2 separate regions of the Homo sapiens genome follow, and region 1 is linked to region 2. Evidence: chromatin contacts called from ENCODE Hi-C or POLR2A ChIA-PET data. All regions are on one chromosome and are shown on one strand. The core of a region is the stretch at or near the end of the contact, and the rest is flanking DNA. Distances in the headings are between cores, read along the strand shown. Region 1 overlaps LINC02225 (long intergenic non-protein coding RNA 2225). Region 2 has its middle 83 kb from the start of LINC02225.

Evidence for each region. Hi-C counts contacts between places; a loop is a spot of excess contacts on that map. ChIA-PET counts read pairs that join two places held with the same protein, here RNA polymerase II (POLR2A). Pooled maps may share reads with other maps.
Region 1: a loop to region 2 is called in a map of PC-9, with 5 times the contacts of the local background. The contact joins two enhancer-like sites. A Hi-C loop is called at or near these places in 3 of 168 maps with a recorded cell type or tissue (PC-3, PC-9 and mammary epithelial cell) and 3 of 50 pooled maps. POLR2A ChIA-PET finds 5 or more read pairs at or near these places in 3 of 52 experiments (BJ, HEK293 and RWPE1).

What each region holds. Positions count from the first base shown.
Region 1 is chr5:57,888,356-57,891,630 of GRCh38, reverse strand. LINC02225 (long intergenic non-protein coding RNA 2225) reads left to right here. Exons shown (of 3, transcript NR_109900.1): 3 at 1,205-1,300. Among named protein-coding and RNA genes, the nearest start is that of LINC02225, 9.2 kb to the left of the region's middle. Within about 2 kb of position 1,995, at least 6 of the 41 ENCODE cell types and tissues checked have a DNase peak (open chromatin) inside an H3K27ac peak, as active enhancers do; they include PC-3, PC-9 and mammary epithelial cell, where a contact is called at or near this core.
Region 2 is chr5:57,814,666-57,818,095 of GRCh38, reverse strand. No RefSeq gene overlaps it. Among named protein-coding and RNA genes, the nearest start is that of LINC02225, 83 kb to the left of the region's middle. Within about 2 kb of position 1,840, at least 4 of the 41 ENCODE cell types and tissues checked have a DNase peak (open chromatin) inside an H3K27ac peak, as active enhancers do; they include PC-3, PC-9 and mammary epithelial cell, where a contact is called at or near this core.

The DNA.
Region 1 (3,275 bases), core at 746-3,245, 73 kb before region 2:
ACACTCCACAGTAAACTTCCTGCATGGCAAACTCCATCTCAGAGCTGGCTTTCTGGGAACCTGAGACACAGCTCTTTCTTTTGAAATTTAAAATTTAAATTACAAATTCAGATAACTTGAGTAGAGAATGCCAAGCATCTGTGTTTTCGACTGAGTGACTGGGTGGTTTTTTACTTTTTAACTAAATAGGTAGGGTAGCAGAGTTATATCCACCTACTTGCTTTTTATTTTTCTGAAAGTTAGAGAGACTTGCAAATCTCAAGAAAGAAAAATATCCTGTCAACTGCCTTGTCTTAAAGCATAGCACCTGACAATATCATCGGGGACTTTTGGGGTGTGTCATTTTAAAGTTAAATGAATTACTACTGAAGTCAGTCTTACTCAACAGCAGGTCAATTCACTGCATTACATCACAATATCCAAAAATCATAATTGGCTTTTGGTAACCGATATTCTTGTTAGAAAGATAGTTCTATAACATGCTATAATGAATGCATACACTGTTCAAGTTTAAATATACAGGTTAGGAAATACAGCAGCTAGAAGTATCTTTTAATATGGCTACAGTGTATTTTTAATATGGAAGAAATACAATGACCAGAATTCTTTAGTATTTATGAAGTTCTGCAAACAATTGCTCAGTTTAAAGGTTTTTTATGCATTCTACATATAGAAATCCCCTCTTCATTTAAAATAATTCAAGTAGCTAAAGATGTTATCAAAGATTGCATTTTTGACTGTTCATTTCTTAGGTTATGGCACTTGCTGTAGAGTTAACTAAAATATATTGGATACGCAATTTAAAATATGTAAAGAAAAATTACTCAGTATTACATTCAATGATATGCTAGATATGTTTTTAAATGAGAAAAGATTTTAAAATGCTAGCATAAGAATTGAACATTTCTTTGTAAATGCAAAGCCATAGTTTTACTTCATATGAAAAAAATGTCTTGCTGCTTTTGTTGTCTACAGCCCACCATGGAATAAGACAATATTTATCAATTAGGCTGATCAAGTGCTTTTTCTTAAAAAAAACAAACACCCAACTTATAATTTATTTTGTTATGGTCAAATGGTATATTTTATAGATAGATCCTGATAAAGTAATAATTCTCAGATTAAAATCCAGACTTGTTTTTGCAATTTGGAACATTCTGAGAAGACTAGTTGCTACTTACTTCAAATTCTCTTACCTTTGTAGGTGGAATCAGATCTCAGTGATGAGACTCACATGAAAGAAACAGCTTAATCTTAACCTGTATCCTGTAAGTTTAAAATTAAACTATCATTAACCATCAAAATATGGCACTCCTGTAGACAAACTCACATCTATAACTTCCCAAATAAGCAATATATGCCCAATGCAGTATTCTAGCTCTGCAAAACCGTGTTAAATTACACTGACCTCTCTTGTTTCACTGATAAATCAATAGCCTTAAGATGGTGACATTTAAAACCAGTTGAATTATCAAGATTGAAGTAGAGACTGTGGTTCTCTTGGTATCACCACATTATAGCAGCATGACTACTTTGGCATTATTTTAATTTTCTGAGTATATTTTCCCTATTTGGAAAATGAAAATTACTTTGCAGGGTGTCAGGAGAATAAAATGAAACTAGGCAGGTAATTCACCCAGTACGGTGGCTGGGATATAGAGGTCCTCAATAAATGTAACTGTTAAGTGCAGAAGCAGAAGTGGAGGCTGGTGGAATTAAGTGAGCAGGAAGATGGTCAGCTGCAGAATCAAGGTCTGCTTTCTGGACCTGGTGCAGAGCTCCACCTACTGTAGTTGACCTTCCTCTCCAGTGCAGGTTGGAGAGTGAGAGCAGCAGTACAGTGCTGAGGCTAGGCCTCCTACAACTCTGGTACAGCACCAAGCATTTGAATCGTTTTGATTATTCCACACCAACCTTTGGGCATTCTGTACTCACATGTGCTCTCGCCCATTTGTGGTCAGTCAGGGCATGCCTGTGGAATTCCTTTTCCCGTAACAGTTGACTCATGGCAAAGCGCGCTTCATTTGTCAGGTTGCAGGAGAGAAAATTCCAATCATGCTCCAACTTGCAGGGTGGCCTCAGACCCTGGAGGTGAACTGCCCCTCAGAGCACACTGACTTTCGTCTACCCTCCCTTCAAGTCATCTCACCACTTCCTACTCAACCTTCACATATAACACAAATGCTACCTTCTCTGTAGCCTTCACTGACCTGTGTCATCAGTGACAATTGAGAAAACTCCACCTGTGACCTCATGTGACACTGTACATACTGTATCTTTACTATATGACAATTCTAATGTAGTCTTCTGATTACTTGCTCGTGTAACTGTCAGCCTCTACAATAGTTTTTACATCAATCCCTTTAAAGATTGTTCTAAATCTTGGATTTTTCTCATAGTTAAAGCACACACACATCTTAGGAGGATTACAGACATCTTGAAGTAGTCGTTCACTTTTAGGAATCTGTGGATCCAATGTTAGGAACTCCCACTCAAGCCCTGTATATCATCATTTGTGTTTTCTTTGCAAATCACAGCGACTGGAGCAGCATAGGCATTTGAAAAACAAATGAATAAATGAATGAACAAATGACAGTCTACCTAAAAGAATGACAAGATTTGTCCTAAAAATGAATGCAAAAGGATCTACAATTGCCCCAGAGAAAACTGGGTATTAGAGGGCCTCTGGAGAAACTGATCAACTCGTGGTGGCAATACATTCCAAAAAAGGCTTTATAGATTCATTGATCTGATCCGATTTTGATTCTCTTTCTAATGCTGCTGTGTAGTGAAGACCATGGATAGAGGGCAAAATTAGTTACACTCAGTTTCTGAAATACAAGCTATCACAATTTTTCACAGGGGCACAGGTTAAATGAGGGGAGATTATTTTCCCTTTTGGTCCTCTGTTTCTACTGCAGACTATTCAAAGGCAAATGGAGATTAATGTGTTTTGCGTTTTTGGAAAAACGGTGAAACTTCATCTACCAGTCTCTCCTTACAGATGTATCCCATCTGTTTCTGTTGCATGGGATTACAGCTATAGGCCTGGCATTGAAGGTGGTATGCACCCGGAGGGCTACCATCCTTCACATATAGGGGGCTGCAGTAAAAGGCTGGGGCATGGTGGGGCACAGGGAGCACTTTGTTCAGCTTCACAATAATGCCTAAAAGCTCTCAGACTGCGAGTAAACTCATTCTCCCTCATACCTGTCAGGAGAAGCTCTCAAACACTGAGAATTGAGGCTGGCCTCCAAATATCAGTATGAACAGCC
Region 2 (3,430 bases), core at 591-3,090:
CTGTCACTGAACAATGTTCAACCTAGGGTGTTAAAGCAAATCTTGGTCACAGATGACAAATGTGTCAGGAAAAGAATCCTGAACAGGAAAGCAAAATATGATTGTATGAATTTCTGCTTTGGCTAAGAGTTGATTATAAAAACATTGTGGTCTGTGCCAAAAAAAAAAAAAAAAACTGAGAAAATGTATGCCAAATAAAAGGTTAAATTGATCTACTTCTTGCATAAGCAATTGGCTTGCCTACTGACAAAAGATATTATGGATATTTAAATGGCCTTTATGGTTGTTGATTTTACAAGTGATGCACAGATTCACAATACTTCAGACTTTAATACCAAAGCTGCAGAGGAGTAAATTCTCACAACATGTTACACACCATGCACTGAGTCCACTTACACTTCCACCTCCTGCGAACCTTTCAACTGAACAGCAACATCATACATCTTGGTATCGGTGAGGTGCCTCTTTCCCATTGTTTCTGGCTTATGAAGCACTAACATCAGTTTTGAGGGACAAAGCTAGAAGTTAGATATAAAATAAGAAAGAAAAGAAGTTAAAAATGAAGCAACAGAAGTCTGTGTCACTTCAAAAGTCAACTTAGGAAAAGCATTAGATCACTTGGGAAAAGGTGTATTCCACACTCAGCTCATTGATGTTCGATGTGGCTATTGAATTTTGGCATGAAGCACACTGTGATTCAAAAGTGAAGATTGCTTCATACAATTCTGCATTGGAAGGCAATTCTCACCTTTTTTTTCCCCAAGCTGTTCTTCACAGACCTCTCTTGTTTCTTACAGGCTAGATATGATACAGCCCTTCAAGGCAGAAACAGGAGCATTTTCAGAGACGGAAAATTTGTGAATCTCTTGTCTATCTTGGAAAATGGGTACTGAAAATTCCAAATGAATACAAACTAGTTGTAGATCTCTTTGGCACCATTCCAAGCTATGCTGTTGAAAGCATTGACAAGCTTAGAGACAGGAATGGTTAGTTTTGGAGCTTAGACAGGCAAAGGAAGTACTCTCCTTTGGCATATAAAATATGTAGACACAGAAGAATGATCTCAGTCACAGTAGCAGCCTGGTTCTGCTAGGGTTTTTTTTTTTCAGCAGAGACTGTCCCTCAGGTAACAAAAATCCCAAACCAAGACCAGCCATGTGAATGGCAAACCAACCACATTCTCTCGTCTTGGACTTGGTGAGCTTGGACCTTCTACAGCTGTACTCATTTAAAACTGCAGCCTAACAAATATTTCTCACTTATTCATTAAATCAACAAATATCTGTTAAGTTCCTACTAAGTGCCAAGCACCATTATACAATTACTCAAACAATTCCACCTCTAAAGGAGCAGTAGTTCTTAAAAGATGAGGCTTTTTCTGATTTATGGGGTTTCTCTTATTCCTGAAGGCATTAAGAAAAAGTAAAGAAGAAATTTGTTGTGATGAGAATTAGTGCACCAGGTTTATATCCTAGATCCTTGAGAGAATGTTAGTGGTTATTTAAGATGGAGAGGTAAGTAAAACTTGCTCCACTCTGTTCATTCTGTATTTGAGGAATGTACAGAATACTGAAGAAGGGGAGGGGGTAGTGCCAGGCCTCTTTGAAAAGGTGCATATGGACTAATTCCTGCAGAGCCTCCCCATTTCCTTTGTATAAAATGCACAGAAGCCCTGTCCAGCTTTAACCTGACCTGTCTCTCCTTATTTGGATGTGAAGACTGAAGTCAGCCAAGTAGTGTCCCTGGTATTTGTAATTGGCAGAGATGGCCAGGGAAACCACCACTGAGATTTCATAGTTGCATGACTATTGCTGATGAAATGATTCATTTGCCTTAGAATGAATTGCTAACCATGAGGTCAACTTCAGAGCAGTCAACAGCACTCAGCAAGAGACCAATCAGTAGGAGGTGTATTCTTCAAAGATAAGAGTGAATCTTTCCAGTCATACATAGTAAAAGAGAAGTACAGCTAGAGGATATATATTGAACTTTTACCATAAATTTATGAAAGAACCAACTCAGCAGGTCTAGCTAGACTCATATTGACTTAAAGAGCTTGAATAAAAATATGTTTTTTTCTAGAATATAAATAGTTTTGTAGAAAAATAGCAAACAGGAGCTATAAAATGAAATTGAATGAGCTTATATAGGAACTTGAATCTTCTCTTATAATGCCTTAAAATGCTATTTCATGTCATCCTAGAGGTTGAAATGTCTATTAATCAGCTTGCACAGGTTTTACCAGTACCACTGTTAAGTTGTGTCCTTCAGGTATTTTACCCTTCTCACTACTTTTTTTTTTTTTTTTTTTTTTTTTGAGGAGGAGTCTCGGTCTATCACCAAGCTGGAGTTCAGTGGTACGATCTCGGCTCACTGCAACCTCCACCTCCCTGGTTCAAGTGATTCTCCTGCTTCAGCCTCCCGAGTAGCTAGGATTACAGGCATGTGCCACCACACCTAGCTAATTTTTGTATTTTTAGTAGAGACGGGATTTCACCATGTTGGCCAGGATGGTCTTGATCTCCTGACCTCGTGATCCACCCACCTCGGCCTCCCAGGGTGCTGGGATTACAGGCGTGAGCCACCTTGCCCGGCCCTTCTCACTGTTTTGAATCATCAAAATAAATGTTCGATACTGCTTTTTAGTTAGTTAGATTTTATTGACCTTTGGATGACTCTAACACTTGAAAAATCAAGAAAGGATCTAACAAAAGACTAGACCAAGAGGACTCAAGATTCTTCTCATTCATTTTTGAGATGCTTCTTTAATTGATAAATTATATCTGTTTGAATGACCAAGACACAAAAAGTTTTATCATAGAGGATTTTCAAAACAACATAATAGGGAGATTAATATGTTTCCTGGCTTTTCAGAATTTGGGTGGTAGGCTAGTGAGTGCTAGGAACAGCAACCTTTAAAATCATTGGTAATGGTTCCATTATTTGAAGTTTCCCTTCCCTAACCCCACCTTGTTGGTGCAGGCTCTTCATAGCTACTAAGCAGCATTAACAAGTAAGAACACCAAAAATTGTTGATGGTCTTCTCCACCCACTAGAAGATAAATTTCATGTGGGCAAAATTTTGGGTATTTTGTTGGCAGCCGTATATCTAGTATTTGAAACAATGCATATCACTTAGGGAGTACATAATATTTAGGAATGCGTTGAATAAATTCACAGGAAGTTTTCATCTGCCAAGGGATATTGTAGTTCACACTGTCAAATAAATACCCAGGAGCTTAACTTTTGTCTAATTACTGCCTCTTCAGTATTCGAGGGACTCACAGAGCCTAGCTATTTGAAACAGGCTTTTTCTGATAATTTAAATACTTGGTTTTAGTCAAGTACACACAAATTTGTATAGAGAAGTTTGGTATGGATATTAGTGAAGCCTAAACTATAAACACTCCCTGGGAATTTTAGATTGACT